Regions from separate parts of the Homo sapiens genome. Here all the other regions are linked to region 3. A link is a contact called in ENCODE Hi-C or POLR2A ChIA-PET data. All regions are on one chromosome and are shown on one strand. The core of a region is the stretch at or near the end of the contact, and the rest is flanking DNA. Distances in the headings are between cores, read along the strand shown. Region 1 holds the start of ADAM17 (ADAM metallopeptidase domain 17). Region 2 holds the start of ODC1 (ornithine decarboxylase 1). Region 3 holds the start of RNASEH1-DT (RNASEH1 divergent transcript).

Region 1 (3,976 bases), core at 10-2,509, 6.0 Mb before region 3:
ACTAGGTATGCCACTAATGGGTATGTTTAATAAAGATATTTTATACTTCAGATGTACAGACCAGGTCCGGTTAATTTTAGCCAACAATGTATTGTTGAAAAAGACGCTGATATTTTACTGCGGCAAACCACCATTAACATAAATTTTAACCACAGTTTGAGTATTTTATTAGGAATAAGCCTTGAAACTTGAATAGGACTAGTATTCCTAACAATTTACCGTTTCATAATAAAGGCTGTCTCACTCTTAAGTGGAAAACGTATTATGTCCTACTTTTATAAACTTTGGTTGAACTAAATAAAACAGCAACATGTACCCAACGTTTTTAGACTGTTTTATTCAGTACCATAAACATTCACTAAACTATACAGAGCTAAAATCATGCAAAAGATTGCAAAACAAACTGCCTTGGGAAATTTCCAGTCTAAGCTAAATGGACCAAGTATAGGATTGAATTTTAAGAAGTTGGTGGGAAGATTCCAGCTCTTGTACTCACAGGTAAGGTCCTAGGATTCTATTTGTTGAAGTGTCTGCAGACCCTCTCCCTACAGCAGGGGCGTGGAGCAAATGTGCATTCAGGAAGTGCTTATTAGTCCCCCCAAAACCTTTTTCGTGACGACAGACGGATGGAGGCCTCAGACGACTCCGGCAGTAGGACCCTGAACCAAATGCCTGAGCTGCGCTCGAAAGGCTCGTCTCGCAGGAGCTGGCGAGTGGCACGGGCTTCGGTGGCCGGGCTCGGGGCTCGGGGCTCGGGGCCCGGGGCCGGGGGGGGCGGGGGGTCCGTGCCCAGGGCACTCTGTGGCTCGATTCATGTCCCCGCCCTCCCACCTGAGCACACTGGGCAGAGAGCCTGCGGCATCGGGCCAGTCGCGCCTCCTCGTCCGCCCTGGGCAGGTCGCTGGGCCCCAGGCCGCTTTCTACAGCTCCTTTAATAAAATGGACAGCAGGGGTCCTAACCAGACGTGGGCATCAAGACAAAGGAGGCGGCCAGACGCGCTTGAGGGCCTGCTCGCTAGCTCCCGCCCCCCCATTCCGCGGTCACCCGGGGACAGAGGCCAGGCCGGACTGGGTGGAGTTGGGACTCATACGTCTGCGTCCAGGAAGGCGCCGGGCGAGCCCCAGCTAGACGTGACGGGCGGGGCCGAACACGGCAGCGGACCAGAGGCCCGCGGCGCACCGGCGTGGGGCGGGGCAAGCGGAGCCTCCCGGGATGCCGCGCGGCAGCCGGCTTCCGGCTGTGGGTGGTGCGGGGGACAGCGGCGGCCGGAAGCTGGCTGAGCCGGCCTTTGGTAACGCCACCTGCACTTCTGGGGGCGTCGAGCCTGGCGGTAGAATCTTCCCAGTAGGCGGCGCGGGAGGGAAAAGAGGATTGAGGGGCTAGGCCGGGCGGATCCCGTCCTCCCCCGATGTGAGCAGTTTTCCGAAACCCCGTCAGGCGAAGGCTGCCCAGAGAGGTGGAGTCGGTAGCGGGGCCGGGAACATGAGGCAGTCTCTCCTATTCCTGACCAGCGTGGTTCCTTTCGTGCTGGCGCCGCGACCTCCGGATGACCCGGGCTTCGGCCCCCACCAGAGACTCGGTAAAGACCCAGGGGAGTTGGCTTAGGCCGGCGCCTGGAGCGCTCGTTTGAGGGAAGAGCAGGGGAGCTGGGTCTATCAGGTGTTTGGGGGCGGGGTATTGGCGATGGTGGCGCGTCCCTAAGTTTTCAGTGTAGAAGGGGGTGTGGCTCTCGGAGTTTGGGGAAAGAATAAAGGAGATGGGCCTGTCTCTGAGTGGGAAAGGGCTACTGGACGGGCTCCATGTAGTGACTGAGCGCCTGAGAGGGGTTTGCTCCCTAGCTTTGTGTTCGGGGAGGGTGTTGGGAAAGCGGTAAGGAGTAGGGTGGCTGGATCTTGTTTGGAGAGGGAGATGTGGTCAGGGTTCTTGCCTTAGTAGGGAACAAATCTAGTGTTGTGTGTTCCTACCAGAGCCAGAAAGGAAGGGCCCAAAGCTCCAGAATTCTTCCTGGTCCTCGAAGGAGGGAACTAGAATTTCTGCTGTAGGAGGTACTTATGCAGTAATCTCGTTGGGAGGCGGAGACTGGAGTTGGAGTCTTAAGAGTTGTGTTTTTGCGAACATCCTAAGCACGTTCTTGGTTATTTCAATTGTAGCTTATTGGAGGTGCTTGGGAGATGGGGGGAGGCGGAAACCTGGTAAGCCAACTCGTGATGCTGCCACTATGAATGCTTTCCTTGCACTTTTAAACAAAGAAATTATCAAGAGTGACGAGTTTGATGAATTTAGAGGCTAGAAAGTAGAGGGTTCCTATTTCATTAGATTTTCCAGAGAGATTGGATTTTAAGGATGGAGATGCATTAAGGGATCTGAACTTTGGTGGAAGTAAGTTTGCGTGAACTTTTAGTGTATTTTAAAATCCTTTTATCTTTCAAAAATTGACGTGTAAGATACTTTAATTAGTAATAAAGTGTGAAATAATGTTTTCCCAGTGTGTGAAATTGTAGGCTTGCATGGTTGTACTGGTTCCCAAATTTCACCATGATACCATGTGTAGTATTTTTTTTCTTTATATTTAGTGGACAGAAATTGTAATGGATTGGTATGGATACTAAAGGTGTTGAGAGTGTTATCACTTGAACAGCTGTCTTATGATTCTTTCCGATTGAAATGGATTACAAGTGACTAATGAAAGGCAAGGGATCTTGTTAGGAAGTGCTGAGAAGTGGTAAGTCAGTACAAATTGAAGGACATTTTGAGGTAGGATTGTGGTTAGGATGGAGGGATAGGGTAAGGGTCTTCATTTTAAGGATAAATGTTAGTAAAAAGAATAAATATGTATTTTGAGATATTAAAATTATATTTGCACCACCCTGACACAACTGTTTCACTTATGTTATTAATCTGTTGTTCGTAGGTAAAAATAAGCATGAGTCCCAAGGAAGCATACAGTTTAAAGAGAAACATTACTTTCTAGATCAATTCATAACATTTGCAGATCGTAAGGTTTTTTAGACCATTTTTTTTTTCCAAGACAGAGTCTTGCTCTGTTGCCCAGGCTGGAGTGCAGTGGCGCGATCTCAGCTCACTGCAACCTCCGCCTCCCGGGGTTCAAGCAGTTCACCTGCCTTAGCCTCCTGAGTAGCTGGGATTACAGGCATGTGCCACCACGCCCAGCTAATTTTTGTATTCCTAGTAGAGACGGGGTTTCACCATGTTGGCCAGGCTGGTCTAGAACTCTTGACCTCGTGATCCGCCCACCTGGGCCTCCCTAAGTGCTGGGATTACAGGCATGAACCACCGCTCCTGGCCCATGTGTTTGTTTTTTATTTGCAAAATGCAGACCACCTGTGCCAGAAGAATGCATAGACTTTTCTTTTTTCTTTTCTTTTCTTTTTCTTTCTTTTTTTTTTTTTTTGAGGCAGTGTTTTGCTCTTGTTGCCCAGGCTGGAGTGCAATGGCGTCATCTCAGCTCACCACAACCTCCGCCTCCCGGGTTCAAGCAATTCTCCTGCCTCAGCCTCCCAAGTAGCTGGGATTACAGGCATGTGCCACCACGTCCGGCTAATTTTTTGTATTTTTAGTAGAGATGGGGTTTCTCCATGTTATTCAGGCTGGTCTCGAACTCCTGACCTCAGGTGATCAGCACACCTCGGCCTCCCAAAGTGCTGGGATTAAAGGCTTGAGCCACCAGGCCCGGCCTCTTTTTTTTTTTTTAAACGAAATATTTGAAGGACACACAAGTATTATACGTGGCATTGGAAATACAAAGATCAGACGATATCCATCTTCAAATGGTTATAGCATAGGGAAATAGACATTCATTTAGGACACTTCTAAAACAGCATAGAGGAGAGTGCTAGAGTACGTTATAGCAAGTGTTATCACCAAATGAATCTTAGAGATCAAGTCTAGTTTTCAAATAAAGGAGGAGGAAAATGAGTCTCAGGAAGATGCTGTCAGTTGTCAATGATGAACATA
Region 2 (3,949 bases), core at 188-2,687, 6.9 Mb before region 3:
TCACTGACTGTGCCTCAGACCTGGTTTTGGGTACCAAGGAAGTTTTTCAAAACCTCACAGGGCTTTGTAGCTATAAAGATATGTAAGGATCCTTGGGTTATCTGAAGCCCAGAGAAGGGAGATAACTTGTCCAAGAGCACACAGCAAGTTGGGGGCAGCGCTGGGCCAGTGCTCTGAGCTCCTCCAACCCCGCCCCCACCCACCCAAGGCTAGATCTAGATCTACCCACTCCTCTCCTTAACTCTTCATCGGCTGTACTCCCACCCTAAGGAGTCGAAATCCCCACCCTAGGGAGAGACATATCCTGTCTGGATTGTCCAAAAGGGAATGAAAGGTAAAAATGAAAAAAAAAAAAAAAAGTGTCCCCAATTCAAGTGCAGTGCCTCCCTGGTGCGGGCATTCCAGCGTGGCCTGGAGTGAGTGGCAGTCCACCTCCAGAGGCGTCCCCTGGGCGCTCCTAGGGACTCGAATTTCCCACGCGGCTTTTTGCTTTATGTATTCACTGTTTAGACGTTTTCGGTCAAAGCATTTTGGGACTTCCGTAACTCTCAGAGCGCGCCAGGGAGCCGCCCTTAAAGATACCTAGTTACTGATGAGTTCCATCCGGTAAAGCAGAGGGTAGTGGGCGGCTTGGAGACTCAGGATCCGGGTCCCCTCACGCTCCTGGCTGAGTCCCTGGCTTCACAGGGGAAACTACCTCCGCAGGCCAGGACCCATCTAGTTACAGGATACCTCGATGTTACAAAGACGAGGCTTCCAGCGCGGGGGCGTGGAGGCGGCTGCCAGCCCTGCCCGCAGCGTGCTGGCGACCCCCGGGACGCCCCTTCCCTCCCGCGCCTCTGCTCCCTAGCTGGTGGGAGCAGAGCGGCACCGGGATCACTTCCAGGTCCCTTGCACCGGAGGAATGGGCGGCAGCAGGGTCCGGAGTCGGCCCGGCGGGGCCCACGTGGCCAGCACATCGGTCCTCCGCTCGCGATTTCCCTTTTCCGCTCTCGGGCACGAGGTACTGAACGCCAGGTGGAAGCACAGCTGTGCAGCTACAGGCTCTGCCGTTCAGCTGCCGCGGGCCGGGGCCGGGGCCTGCGGCGTCGTGCGCGTGCGCGGACCAGTTCCAGGCGGGCGAGACCGCCGCAGGGCGGGGCGGGGCGAGGCGGCCGCAGGGCGGGGAGGGCGGGGAGAGGCGGCCGCAGGGCGGGGAGGGCGGGGCGCGAAGCCGGGGGCGGGGGCCACGCGTGGGGCAGGCGGTGCTCGGCTCGGCTGACGTCGGCCCGCCGGCGCCCCACCAGCTCCGCGCGGGCCCGGGTTGGCCACCGCCGGGCCCCCGCCCCTCCCCCGGCGGTGTCCCGGCCGGAACCGATCGTGGCTGGTTTGAGCTGGTGCGTCTCCATGGCGACCCGCCGGTGCTATAAGTAGGGAGCGGCGTGCCGTGGGGCTTTGTCAGTCCCTCCTGTAGCCGCCGCCGCCGCCGCCCGCCGCCCCTCTGCCAGCAGCTCCGGCGCCACCTCGGGCCGGCGTCTCCGGCGGGCGGGAGCCAGGCGCTGACGGGCGCGGCGGGGGCGGCCGAGCGCTCCTGCGGCTGCGACTCAGGCTCCGGCGTCTGCGCTTCCCCATGGGGCTGGCCTGCGGCGCCTGGGCGCTCTGAGGTGAGGGACTCCCCGGCCGCGGAGGAAGGGAGGGAGCGAGGGCGGGAGCCGGGGCGGGCTGCGGGCCCCGGGCCCCGGGCACGTGTGCGGCGCGCCTCGCCGGCCTGCGGAGACACGTGGTCGCCGAGCGGGCCACGACCTTGAGGCGCCGCTTCCTCCCGGCCCGGGGTTCTCCCGCGGCTGGATAAGGGTGATCCGGGCGCCTCGTTCTGCCCCCGTCTTCACAGCTCGGGGCTGGAGGGGCCTAGGGGAGACCCACCCGGAGACCCTGCGGCCCCGCGCCGGCCTCTTTCCCAACCCTTCGGCGGCCGCGCGCTGGCCGGGGAGCCGTTGGGGAGGCCCTGGCGGCCGCGCAGCAGGTGCAGGGGCGCAGAGCCCGGGCTCGCCTTGGTACAGACGAGCGGGCCCCGGCCTTGGCGCCTTCAGTTTCCTTCCAGTTTTTATTTTCGCTGTGTCTACAGAGCAGATGACACCAATTTGGAAACCCGCGAGAGTGGGTAGAGCTAAGATAGTCTTGCTGTAGTAGCTGTGATATTAGATGCTCGGCCATGACTTAGAGGTGTTTATTTAAGGACTGTGAATGACTCGGTGATTTCGGAAAAGCTTGGCTTAGATGAACGGACATACACAGGGGAGACAGCCCTAAGGTTTGCAGAAAAGGCTGATTGTGCTGTTTGCGAAGTCGAAATAATTGGTGAAAGTGTAGAAGGCAGAACCTCTCAGGAATGTCTGGGGAGGACAAAGAATGTGTTGGCTGACTTTGTTTAAACATAAAATTGGGCAGACTTTAATTGATTTGTGAAATTTTTTTCAAAGTTTGTTTGAATTAGCCCCTATCTCTTCTAACATTATCCTCTTGTGCTAATTGATTGACCATTTTAAATAACTTAGCTGTTACAGAAAGACCGAAAGGTGTTCTTCAGTAAAATATATTCAAGTAAGTTACTTAAGTAACGCCTTAAAAGATACAGAAAAGCAAAAAAGTATTGGCGTATTAAAAAGAAATCAAAACTTTCCAAGTTTAGGCCTGAACATTGCCTTAAAAATATTTAATAAGGCCTCAAATGACCCAGTCCGAGACTGCATGAGCCTATTTATTATTAAATTGTAAATATTCTTCATATAAACAAAAATATATAACCATGTCTGTAACAAAAATGGTTTTGCTAGCGTTGTTACTCTCTTCCCTTCTCCGAGGGGTGATTTAGGCAACTTCGGAGGTTGACAATGCCAAGCAGTCACAATAGATAGAGCTTTAAAGCAAATTCTATGCATGGGTTTGGATTTATGACAGGCCCGTCACCCTGGGCCTGTCATAGTACCCCATGCCAGAGCAAACTGTGTCCCCGAACCATTGCCTGGCCTCTGTGCCCGTAGGCTGCTGGCACTGAAGTGGGTTGCACAGTGGAAAAGAAGAAAGCTCTACCTGGCAGAAATTTTTAAAGGTTAAAATAAATAATTTTAAGAAAGCTGGTTCACAAGGTGCCACATTTGATGAAAGCAAAATACAGTGGCTTTTATTGTTACTAGAGTGATGTTCTTGCTTGTTTTTCTTTTTTGGTGAAGTTAGCCCCAAATTATTCTCATAGCTAAGCAAATACGAGAGTGACTGTAAGGACAGTTGGCATTCCCGGAATTGCTAAACTTGGTAGGCAACGCTGGTTTAAGAATACTGAGTTCTAGCCGGGCGTGGTGGCTCACGCCTGTAATCCCAACACTTTGGGAGGCTGAGGCAGGCGGATCACCTGAGGTCGGGAGTTGGAGACCAGCCTGACTAACATGGAGAAACGCCATCTCCACTAAAAATATAAAATTAGCCAGGCCCCGGGTGTGGTGGCACATGCCGGTAATCCCAGCTACTCGGGAGACTGAGGCAGGAGAATCGCTTGAACCCAGGAGGCGGAGGTTGAGGTGAGCCGAGATCATGCCATTGCACTCCAGCCTGGGCAACAAGAGTAAAACTCTGTCTCAAAAAAAAAAAAAAAAAATACTGAATTCTGATCAGGTAACAGCAACTGTAATACAATGTGATAAGTTGACTTGAAGATTACAGTTTTTAAGAAGTATATACCCAGCTAATACATGAAAATTAACTCGTAAAATCTCAAATGCTCCAGACATTTCCATGATGCCTGTTGGTCAGTAAAAATCATTCTAAGACTTAGTGGAAGTAGGAAATGTTTGTATGGCTGTGTATAAAGGCTATAATGTAATCCCAGCACTTTGGAAGACCGAGGCGGGTGGATCACCTGGGGTCAGGAGTTTGAGACCCACCTGGACAACGTGGTGAAATCCTGTCTCTACTA
Region 3 (4,130 bases), core at 570-3,069:
GTGTGTCTTTTTATTTTAAAATAAGAATCCGTCTTGAAGTGCAATAGGTAGGAATGAGGAATGAAAGCTATGGCCAATTTAAATTAAAATTAGGAAAGCTGAAATGTTTAAAATTGATGTTCTTTGGCCAGGCACAGTGGCTAATGCCTGTAATCCTAGCACTTTGGGAGGCTGAGGCAGGCGGATCACTTGAGGTCAGGAGTTCGCAACCAGCCGGGCCAACATGGTGAAACTCTGTTTCTACTAAAAATACATAAAAATTAGCCAGGCGTGATGGCGGGCGCCTGTAATCCCAGCTACTTGGGAGGCTGAGGCAGGAGAAATGCTTGAACCCGGGAGGTGGAGGTTGCAGTGAGCCCCAATCGTGCATCGTGCCACTGCACTCCAGCCTGGGCGACACAGCAAGACTCTGTTTAAAAAAAAAAAAAAAAAAAAAAAAAGATGTTCTTCGATTTCACAGAGGAACACAACTTACCACGCCAATGTACGCGTCGCTTTTGCCTGGGCCGTTCCTTCTTCCTAGAATGTCCTGCTTCTTTCTCTTTGTCTAACTCATGTGAATGAACTTTTTAAAAAATTAGTATCCTTCAAAACTGTATTTGCTCAGGCGTTCTGATGTGAGGCCCTCCTGACTCTCCAGGTGCGGGTGCTTCTCTGCTCTGTGTCTCTCACCTCCAACAGCTTGTTCTGCCTGCGCACTATTTGCTGATGTGTTATCTCCGGGGATTCTCGAATTTCTCACCTTCATCCCCAAGGCCTGACAAAATACATGGCAGGTGTGCAAAAGGCTTGTTAGAAGACCTTAAGAAAATTAAAGAAAAGTGGTTTAAAAATAATTCGAATAACAATGTTTGCCAATGGAGACTTTTTTTTTTTTTTTGAGACGGAATCACGCTCTGTCGCCCAGATGCAACCTCCACCTCTCGAGTTCGAGCGCCTCTCCTGCTTCAGCCTCCTGAGTAGCTGGGATTACAGGCGCAGGCGACCACGCCCGGCTAATTTTTGTATTTTTAGTAGAGACAGGGTTTCATCATATTGGCCAGGATGGTCTCGATCTCCTGACCTGGTGATCCACCCGCCTTGGCCTCCCAAAGTGCTGAGATTACAGGCGTAAGCCACCACGCCCCTCCAACCCATGAACACTTTTAAAATTACTTGATTTGCTTACAGAGCAAAAGGTCAAATGGGGAGAATTCTAAAAGTTACCTTCTCAACTCAGTTTTCTCCCGGGTCGTGGTGCTTGAGGCACTGGATATCCCCTGGTTAAACACCCACGTGCAGTGGAGCAGGGAGGGGACGCGCCCCTTCGGGGGTGGGCGCCCAAGGCAAGGGGAGGAATGCGGCTTCCACGGCCTCCCCTCTCGCCCTCCTTTGTGCTTATTCTAATTCATGAATTCTAACATCTTTCTGCCCACTAAAAAATGTGCATTCATTCATCTGGCCACAGCCCTTACTGTAGATCCGCATCCCTGGAGCTCTCGAGGAGCCGCGGTTACCGCACGTGGGTGCCGGGCGCCAGGGGGTTCAAGGGCTTCCCGCGGTGACCCGAGCACGCCGGGGCGTGGCCCCCGAACTGCGGCCTGGGGGCGGGGAGAGAAGGGGCCCAACATGGTCCATCTCGACCTTCCTCTGCCGGGCCCAGGGCTTCAGCCCCGCTCCCATAGGCCCCGCCCCATCCCAGACCTCGCCCGCCTTCGGGATCTCAGCCCTGGCTCCGCTTCTTCAAGTACCGACAGGAAGTTGACGAGTTCGGGCTCGTCAGGGGCCGAGCTCCGGGCTCCGCCCTACGACACCGCCCCTCCCTAGGCCCCGGCCCTCATCAGGACTCCGCCCAGACGTGCGTCATCTTCCCGCGCCGGTGACGGAAGTGCGGTGTTGAGCGCCGGCGGCTCGCGCCCACGCTGGGCCGGGAGTCGAAATGCTTCCCGGTGCCGGGAGTGAGCGATGAGCTGGCTTCTGTTCCTGGCCCACAGAGTCGCCTTGGCCGCCTTGCCCTGCCGCCGCGGCTCTCGCGGGTTCGGGATGTTCTATGCCGTGAGGAGGGGCCGCAAGACCGGGGTCTTTCTGACCTGGTGAGTGGCCCGCCCGCCGAGGCGCCTCCCTGCCGGCATCGGGGTCGAGGGAGGCCGGAGCCCGGCTAACCCCGGCGGCGGGAGCCTGGCGGTCCGAGTCTGTGCCGCGCGCTGTGGCTGTGGGTGGTCGGGGGACCGCCTCGTTTTCCTGCTCGGCCGGCGGGGTTCCAGGAGGCTCATGGCCTGGGACTGGAACGCACCGAAGACTTGTTTGAAATATCAGAAACGTCGCGTAAAGGTTAGGGGTGGCCTAATAAACCCTGTGTTTAATCCTCCATCTTTGTTGCAGTTAAAGTGCAACAAAAAGTGACACGTAATCAGAACGAACCCCCGTTACCAGAAGACTTTCCGTACCAGCTAAATTGGGATTGGAACTCAGTACCTAATCTTCCCTTTTAAAAAAGGCAAATTCTAATAAGCCAGTATTTGCAGTTGGATCCTTGTAACAACCCTTGGAGGTGAGAGGGATTATTCTCACTTTCAGGTATAGTTCTTGGGGTCAGGAAGTTCCCAGGGCATGTAACTGACAGAGAAAGGACTTGAGCCCAGCTGTTCTGACTGTACCACCAGAACTCTTCCCACTACAAGATACCAAAGTTCGTTACCTGTGTTTCCCCATGCACGGCAGCTACAGTATTGAGGAAGAAGCATCTCAGAAGTTGACCTTTTTGTTGTAAAGAAATGGTTAATATTTTTTTCAAAGACCGCAGTATTTTGTTATGCTTTGAGTTTGACGAAAGCCTTATGGTGCTGGTGTGCTGGCTGGCTGGCATACAGTAGAACACAGGTGTAGAGTCTGACGTGCAGGATAAAACTATAAGGTGCGACTCTGCCCTTTTCACGCAAAAATTGGTCCTCTATATCCAGTTTGCATCCTCAGTTTCAGCTAACCATAGATCAAAAATATTTGGAAAAAATTAAAATAGAATACAGTTTTAAAATACGCATAAAAAGACAATACAACTATATAGATTGTATTAGGTATTATAAACTAGAGATGATTTAAAGCATGCAAGAAGATGTGTGTGGGTTATTTGCAAATACACCATTTTATGCAAAGGACTTAAGCATCCTCTGATGTTGGTATCTGTGATGGGGTGGAGGACTTCCTGGAATCAGTCTCCCTCAGATACCAAGGGACAACTGTATTTCCAACCTTAAGAATCTCAATAAAAAAGGGGATAAGTTAGAGAAGGAAGAAGGAAATAACATTGCACATCTTTTCCAGGAATGAGTGCAGAGCACAGGTGGACCGGTTTCCTGCTGCCAGATTTAAGAAGTTTGCCACAGAGGATGAGGCCTGGGCCTTTGTCAGGAAATCTGCAAGCCCGGAAGTTTCAGAAGGTAGTCACCTCTCATATCAGTGTGACATTTTAACCTATTCAAAGGCTTTCATATGCCAGATGGCATTTGATCTATATAGCTACCCTCTAGGCATGTAGGGAACCTCGTGTGATTGTTTTCATTTTACAAATTAGGGAACAGACTGAAAGCAGTTACAAATAGTGGTTCATATTACTTACAGTATTAGGGATAAGCCAGGACTCAGCTCTCCTGTTCCATTCAGCCTTTTATGCCATAATTCCTTGTCTTTTTTTAAAAAAATACTTGTCCAGCCTGGCCAACATGATGAAACTCCATCTCTACTAAAATACAAAAATTAGCTGGGCATGGTGGCGCACACCTGTAATCCCAGCTACTCGGGAGGCTGAGGTGGGAGAATTGCTTGAGCCCGAGAAGTGGAGGCTACAGTGAGCCGAGATTGCACCACTGCACTCCAGCCTGGGTGACAGGGCAAGACTCGTCAAAAAAAAAAAAAAAAAACTTACATAGTTATTGGACTGGATGGGCTACAGTTTACAGGAATGAGTGTGGTTCTTTCCATGGCATGCCCCTTTGTGGTGTTGCCTTTTTATTGAGAACAGAGTCACACAATCTGAATTTCTTCTTTTTTTTTTTCCTTGAGACAGAGTCTCTGTTGCGCAGGCTGGAGTGCAGTGGCACAATCTTGGCTCACTGCAGTCTCTGCCTCCTGCGTTCAAGCGATTCTCCTGCTTC

What was found. A loop is a pair of places that touch in the nucleus more often than their neighbours do. ChIA-PET counts read pairs that join two places held with the same protein, here RNA polymerase II (POLR2A). Pooled maps may share reads with other maps.
Region 1: a map with no recorded cell type shows a loop between it and region 3 (12-fold over the local background). The contact joins the promoter of ADAM17 here to the promoter of RNASEH1-DT in region 3. A Hi-C loop is called at or near these places in 1 of 37 single-sample maps with no recorded cell type and 7 of 50 pooled maps. POLR2A ChIA-PET finds 5 or more read pairs at or near these places in 1 of 52 experiments (B cell).
Region 2: a pooled map shows a loop between it and region 3 (18-fold over the local background). The contact joins the promoter of ODC1 here to the promoter of RNASEH1-DT in region 3. A Hi-C loop is called at or near these places in 5 of 50 pooled maps.

Annotation. Positions count from the first base shown.
Region 1 is chr2:9,553,113-9,557,088 of GRCh38, reverse strand. ADAM17 (ADAM metallopeptidase domain 17) reads left to right here and starts at 1,259. Exons shown (of 19, transcript NM_003183.6): 1 at 1,259-1,580. The coding sequence starts at 1,484. RefSeq lists silencers at 335-629, 601-820, 1,051-1,340, 1,955-2,249.
Region 2 is chr2:10,445,815-10,449,763 of GRCh38, reverse strand. It overlaps ODC1 (ornithine decarboxylase 1), which reads left to right and starts at 1,437. Exons shown (of 12, transcript NM_002539.3): 1 at 1,437-1,643. SNORA80B (small nucleolar RNA, H/ACA box 80B) reads left to right here and starts at 2,915; the gene lies at 2,915-3,050. It overlaps ODC1-DT (ODC1 divergent transcript), which reads right to left and starts at 36. Exons shown (of 5, transcript NR_110597.1): 1 at 1-36. RefSeq lists silencers at 567-2,046, 3,271-3,500 and an enhancer at 2,167-2,256.
Region 3 is chr2:3,556,075-3,560,204 of GRCh38, reverse strand. RNASEH1-DT (RNASEH1 divergent transcript) reads right to left here and starts at 1,819. Exons shown (of 3, transcript NR_038429.1): 1 at 1,207-1,819; 2 at 476-757. It overlaps RNASEH1 (ribonuclease H1), which reads left to right and starts at 1,872. Exons shown (of 8, transcript NM_002936.6): 1 at 1,872-2,072; 2 at 3,301-3,416. The coding sequence starts at 1,945. RefSeq lists enhancers at 1-106, 1,771-2,020 and silencers at 1,421-1,740, 2,111-2,210.